Regions from separate parts of the Homo sapiens genome. Here region 1 is linked to region 2. Evidence: read pairs that join two places in POLR2A ChIA-PET (ENCODE). Cell type or tissue: PC-3. All regions are shown on one strand. Each heading gives the region's core, and the rest is flanking DNA. Links, peaks and the distances in the headings are about the cores only.

Evidence for each region. Peaks named below come from ENCODE experiments on the same cell type or tissue, not always from the same donor. Only the 100,000 strongest peaks of a DNase experiment are listed, where the experiment ranks them.
Region 1: POLR2A ChIA-PET joins it to region 2 with 10 read pairs; 2 of 35 experiments call an interaction of 5 or more read pairs at or near these places.

Annotation. Positions count from the first base shown.
Region 1 is chr12:12,337,497-12,340,303 of GRCh38, reverse strand. It overlaps MANSC1 (MANSC domain containing 1), which reads left to right. Exons shown (of 4, transcript NM_018050.4): 3 at 1,744-1,884. It also overlaps the pseudogene RPL23AP66. Among named protein-coding and RNA genes, the nearest start is that of MANSC1, 11 kb to the left of the region's middle. In PC-3, for the core only: no CTCF peak of the experiment used is centred there; a DNase peak (open chromatin) is centred at 1,603; H3K4me3 peaks cover 927 bases; H3K27ac peaks cover 1,359 bases.
Region 2 is chr12:12,063,898-12,066,704 of GRCh38, reverse strand. It overlaps a transcript of BCL2L14 not described here. Among named protein-coding and RNA genes, the nearest start is that of BCL2L14, 5.6 kb to the left of the region's middle. RefSeq lists an enhancer at 2,647-2,807. In PC-3, for the core only: no CTCF peak of the experiment used is centred there; no DNase peak of the experiment used is centred there.

The sequences.
Region 1 (2,807 bases), core at 294-2,793, 270 kb before region 2:
GGTGATGGTCGACAGAGCGTATGTTTTTAACAATTAGCCTATGTGTCTCTTAACCTTCAGCCTGACCAGGGATACGCTGACCTCCCAAAGATGTGAGACTGTACCAAATGGAGGACAAAATCAAATCTAGGCCATGATGAATAGAGGGTTTAATTTCTGTTGGACACAAGAGGAACAGAAAAAGAAGCCAGCAGCTGGGTGCATTAGCTCATGCCTGTAATCCCAGTACTTTGGGAGGTTGAGGGGGATGGATTGCTTGAGCCCAAGAGTTCAAGATCAGCCTAGGCAACATAGTGAGACCCCGCCTCTACAAAAAACAAAAAATTAGCCAGGCATGGTGGTGCACGCTTGAAGTCCCAGCTACTGGGGAGGCTGAGGTGGGAGGATTGTTTGAGCCCAGGAGGTCAAGGCTGAAGTGAGCCATGATTGTTCCACTGCACTGCAGCTTGGATGACAGAGCAAGACCCTGACTCAAAAAAGAAAAGAAAAGAGACCAGAAATTATAGTTAACAGTGAAAAGTAAGGAAGGAAGGAACATAGAAAAGCAAATATGACAAGGAGAGAGGGGTAATTGGAAGAAAAACACAAAGAATGGTACAGATAAAAATTAAAAGATAGACTGTATTCCATATACTACTCAGATCCTGTGTGGAAGGAGCCATGATATCTATGATAATTTACTGACTCCACTCATGGCTTTATTAGGCATCTGAGATGCTTTCAGAATCCAAGAGATGGCCAGGTGCAGTGGCTTACACCTGTAATCCCAGCACTTTCAGAGGCCAACTAGGGCAAACAGCTTGAGCCCAGGAGTTCAAGACTAGCCTGGGCAATATAGAGAGACTCCATCTCTACAAAAAATACCAAAAAAAATCCGAGTGTGGTGGCTTGCATCTGTAGTCCCAGTTACTCGGGAGGCTGAAGTGGGAGGATCTCTTGAACCTGGGAGGTGGAGGTTGCAGTGAGCTGAAATCATGCCACTGCATTTGCACTTCAGCTTGAGCGACAGAGCAAGACATTATCTCAAAAAATAAAAAATAAAAAAAATAAATAATCCCAGTTTTGTAGGCAACATGCAAAGCATTGTGGGCAGGGGCCAGCAGAGCGCATGCCTCTTTCTCTCCATCAGGCCTGCTCAGGGTGTAACCTTGGCCACATCAGTGTCAGAGAGCCTCTTCACAGCCTCTTTGGTGCTTGCCGGCCCTGGCATCCACAGTGAACACCAGTGTGTGGTTGTCTTCTATCTTCATAGCACATCAGTAGTCAGGGCTTGATGATGGCAGAGTGGTCAAACATGTGGGAGCACTCTTCCCGGGATACTCGGGCTGCCTCTGGAGCCACAGTGTCTTGAGCTGCTGGAGGTAAGTGACATGCAGGTCTTAGGGGTGTGTGTGTGTGTGTGTGTGTGTGTGTTTGTGTGTGTGTGGTTGTGGATGCCTTTCAGCCCTGCCTTCTTGGCCTTTAAAGACTTTGCTTTGGCTTTGACTTTAGGAGGGACAGGAGCTTCCTTCTTCGCCTTCGGTGCCACCTTGTGAAAAAAAAAAAGCTAAACCCAATGTTTTTTAAAATTGCCTTAAGCAACTAAGCTAAGGAAAAGGAAATGATTCAGCGGTCAGCAAGCAAGTGAACAAAATGAACAAAGGTGTTTGTGTTGGACTCCATAATAAGTGAAGTTTTTCCTACTTGCCCTACTCTTTAGAAAATCGCATTTCAAAATCATGCTTATGAAACCTTTCATTGCAGGGGACAAAGCATGTAACTTGATGATCTTCGACACTCGAAAAACAGCTAGACAACCCAACTGCTACCTATTTTTCTGTCCCAACGAGGAAGCCTGTCCATTGAAACCAGCAAAAGGACTTATGAGTTACAGGATAATTACAGGTAATGAAAGCATTATACTTTTTCTTTTGTGATTGGAATAATTTAAGACTGGTTCATGTGAAAGATTTTCTACAAGAGTCTAAATAAAACTACCAGAAGGGGTACCAGACATATCAGAAAATCTCATGACTGGAAATTCAATTTATTAAACCAAAATTTGATTTCCAATGAAAGCCATGGTAGTATTTGTTCTGGTTTGTTTCTGTTTTTACCTTCATGAGATAAAAGACACACAAACCTTGTATGAAACGTTTTTGAAGCACCTCTTTAGAACAAGGTCGGCAACACTGGAATAAGTATACAGGTCTCCAGGGTGATTGTTTTGAAAGGGTGAAGACTTGTGTTAATATAGAAAGTTCTAGTATATTTGTTATTAAGTTCCCATTATAATCACATTATCTGAAATCAAACTTTTTATGGCCATACCACCCTGAACGCACCCAATCTCGTCTGAAATCAAACTCACTGGATTTTATTGTCTAGACTGGAAAGGAAATTCATTCAAGAAATATTTATTAAACATTTACCATGTGCCAGATTCTGTCCAAAGCACTAGAACTACAATCTCCATGTTCATGGAACTTACATATTAATTCAGAATGGAAAATAAATAGCAAAAAAATTAATATAATTCCTGGGATATGTTTTGCTGAGACTTTGGCTTGTTAATTTTTCAAGTTGAAGTGGTTTCAGTATCAATTTTTCTTTTTTTTGAGATTATCCATATAAAAAAGGTGAAAACAAATTAATGTTGCTTAGGTAATTCTGTGGACCCTTCATAGACAGTATTTGCATAAAATCAGAATTACAGAATTTAGTGGGGTTTGTTGTTGTTGTTGCTTGTTTGTTTGCTTTTTCCGAGATGGAGTCTCACTCTGTTGCCCAGGATGGAGTGCAGTGGTGCGATCTCGGCTCACTGCAAG
Region 2 (2,807 bases), core at 186-2,685:
ATGTTTTGTTTGTCTTCAAGTGCTTACTGTTACAAATAATGCTGCAGGGTAGAGCTTTTCATCTTTGCTCACATTTTCTATTGTTTCCTGAGAAATGATGCCTGAGAGTGGAATTATTGGGTATGAATATTTTTGAAATTGTTATATATGCTTTGAATTCACTTTAATCTATGATTCTGGAATTGATTTATATCATCACTGGAAATATATCTTAGATAAAAATGCCTAAGAGTTTGAATAATATAGATAAAAAGCCCATCCTCAGGAAAACGTTGGGGTTTTTGCCCATCACTGAGTAACCAAAGAAGACTTGAAAGGCCAGATGAGCAGATTTTAGAGTGGACACCAGATTACTCTGGGGTTTGACATTTATCCTTGTTTTGATATCAATGATGAAACTCAATGAAATAGGATCAGAGTTGGAATGGAGCAATAAAAGGCTGTGACTGGTTGAAATGAAAGATTTGGGAAACGGAGCAGAGGAGAAGCACTATTCATTATGAAGAACATCTGTGAAGGGGTCAACATGCCACTCCCCAAAGTACAACACTTTAACCTTAAGATCATTTTGAGCTGAAGGCAATGAAGATGAAGCAGACACAAGAAAAACTCTCGGCCAGGTGCGGTGGCTCACGCCTGTAATTCCAACACTTTGGGAGGCCGAGGTGGGTGGATCATCTGAGGTCAGGAGTTCAAGACCAGCCTGGTCATCATGGCGAAACCCCATCTCTACTAAAAATACAAAAATTAGCTGGGCATGGTGGTGGGTGCCTGTAATCTCAGCTACTCAGGAGGCTGAGGCAGGAGAACGCTTGAACCTGGGTGGCAGAGGTTGCAGTGAGCCAAGATTGTGCCACTGCACTCCAGCCTGGGCAACAGAGCGAGACTTCGCCTCAAAAAAAAAAAAAAATAGAAACAAAGAGAAACTCTCTGCTCCCCATGTCTCCCTACCAGGGAGGACAGGAAGATTCTCAGTCGCTGGAGACAACTCTGGACTCTTAAGCAGCCCAGAGATGGCGCTGGAGGAACCTACATAACCAACCTCACTAAGGCAATCTTTATCTTCCATTACTTTTCCCATCTACTTACCTTCCCACAGTTTGCCACCTCCAGAAGCCTAAAGCTCTTTCCCTTTGTCTTGTCACTTCTTCTTCTTTTTTTTTTTTTTTGAGATGGAGTCTCACTCTGTCGCCCAGCCTGGAGTGCAGTGGTGCAATCTCTGCTCACTGCAACCTCCGCCTCCCCGGTTCAAGCGATTCTCCTGCCTCAGTCTCCAGAGTCACTTAGATTACAGGTGCACGCCATCATGCCCAGCTAATTTTTGTGTTTTTAGTAGAGACAGGGTTTCTCCATGCTGGCCAGGCTGGTCTCAAACTCCTGACTTCAAGTGATCCGCCTGCCTCGGCCTCCCAAAGTGCTGAGATTATATGCGTGAGCCACTCACTGCACCCGGCCTGTCTTGTCACTTTTTTACAAATTTATATTTTTTTAAAAGGTGCTCTATAAGCCCAATTTCTGACCACTCCTTTGAGTCACTCATCATTGAGCGATCCTGTGTGTATGCATGTGTTAATAATAAACTTCTGTCTGTTTTTCTTTTGTTAATCTATCTTTCGTCAGTCTAATTTGCAGGGCCCCAGCCAAAAAACCTAGGAGGGTAGAGGAAAAATAAATTTTCTTCTCCCCTATACCTGTAGGAAGATCCTCTTATCTGTGGTTTGAGTGAAGACAAAATAATAGAAGGATTGAAGTGATAGTGCTGTGTTGCTATAACTGGCCTGGCCAGAGATGAGATGGAGAAAGACGTTCTTAGTACAGAGATCACGCCCTGCACCAAGGCAGGAGGTAATCGTGATAGGAGATCTGACTACCATGACTTCCATGGAAGACTCCTGATAAACATAGGTCATTTCACACTTGCTGCTAATACCATCTCTTAAGTCAAAGGAAGCCACGGTGATAAACATTGTTCTATCCTTGCATTTGGCTGACAAAGAGGCACTGGTTGGTCTCATAGAAGCAATGGGAACCTTGGAGACAGAATGTTCATTTTACTGTAAAATTGGAGATGGTTGAGAGAGAATTCTGAGCCTAGTTGGGCAAAATTTTTAGAGTAAAGATAGGCATGCTGTTGTGGCCATGGCTCCAAAGAGGCCTAACAATAATAGTTCTTATTTTACTGAGTCCATGCCAATTATTAACTCAGCTGTGTAGTAGGCACGACAGTTATGCCCATTTTACATATGAAGAAACTGAGATACAAAAGAGTTAAGTAGGTGGGATATGGTAGCTCACACCTTTTGGGTGTGCTTTTGGGAAGCAGATTGCATGAGGCCAGGTGTTTGAGACTAGCCTGGGTAACATAGTGAGGCCCCATCTCTACAAAAAAAGAAAAAAAAAATCAAAAAAATTAGCCAGGTATGGTACTGCATGCCTGTAGTCCCATACTCTGGAGGCTGAGGTGGGAGGATCACTTGAGCCCAGGAGTTCAAGGCTGCAGTGATCAAACCACTGCACTCCAGCCTGGGTGACAGAACTGTCTCAAAAAACAAACAGGCCACACGTGGTGGCTCATGCCTGTAATCCCAGCACTTTGGGAGGCTGAGGCAGGTGGATTACTTGAGGTCAGTTTCATGCATGTCCATGTGAAGAGACTACTAAACAGGCTTTGTGTGAGCAACATGGGTGTTTATTTCACCTGGGTGCAGGCGGGCTGAGTCTGAAAAGAGAGTCAGCGAAGGGAGATGGGGTTTTACAGGATTTGGGTAGGTAAAGGAAGAAGGGGGGTTGTTCTCTGGCGGGCACGA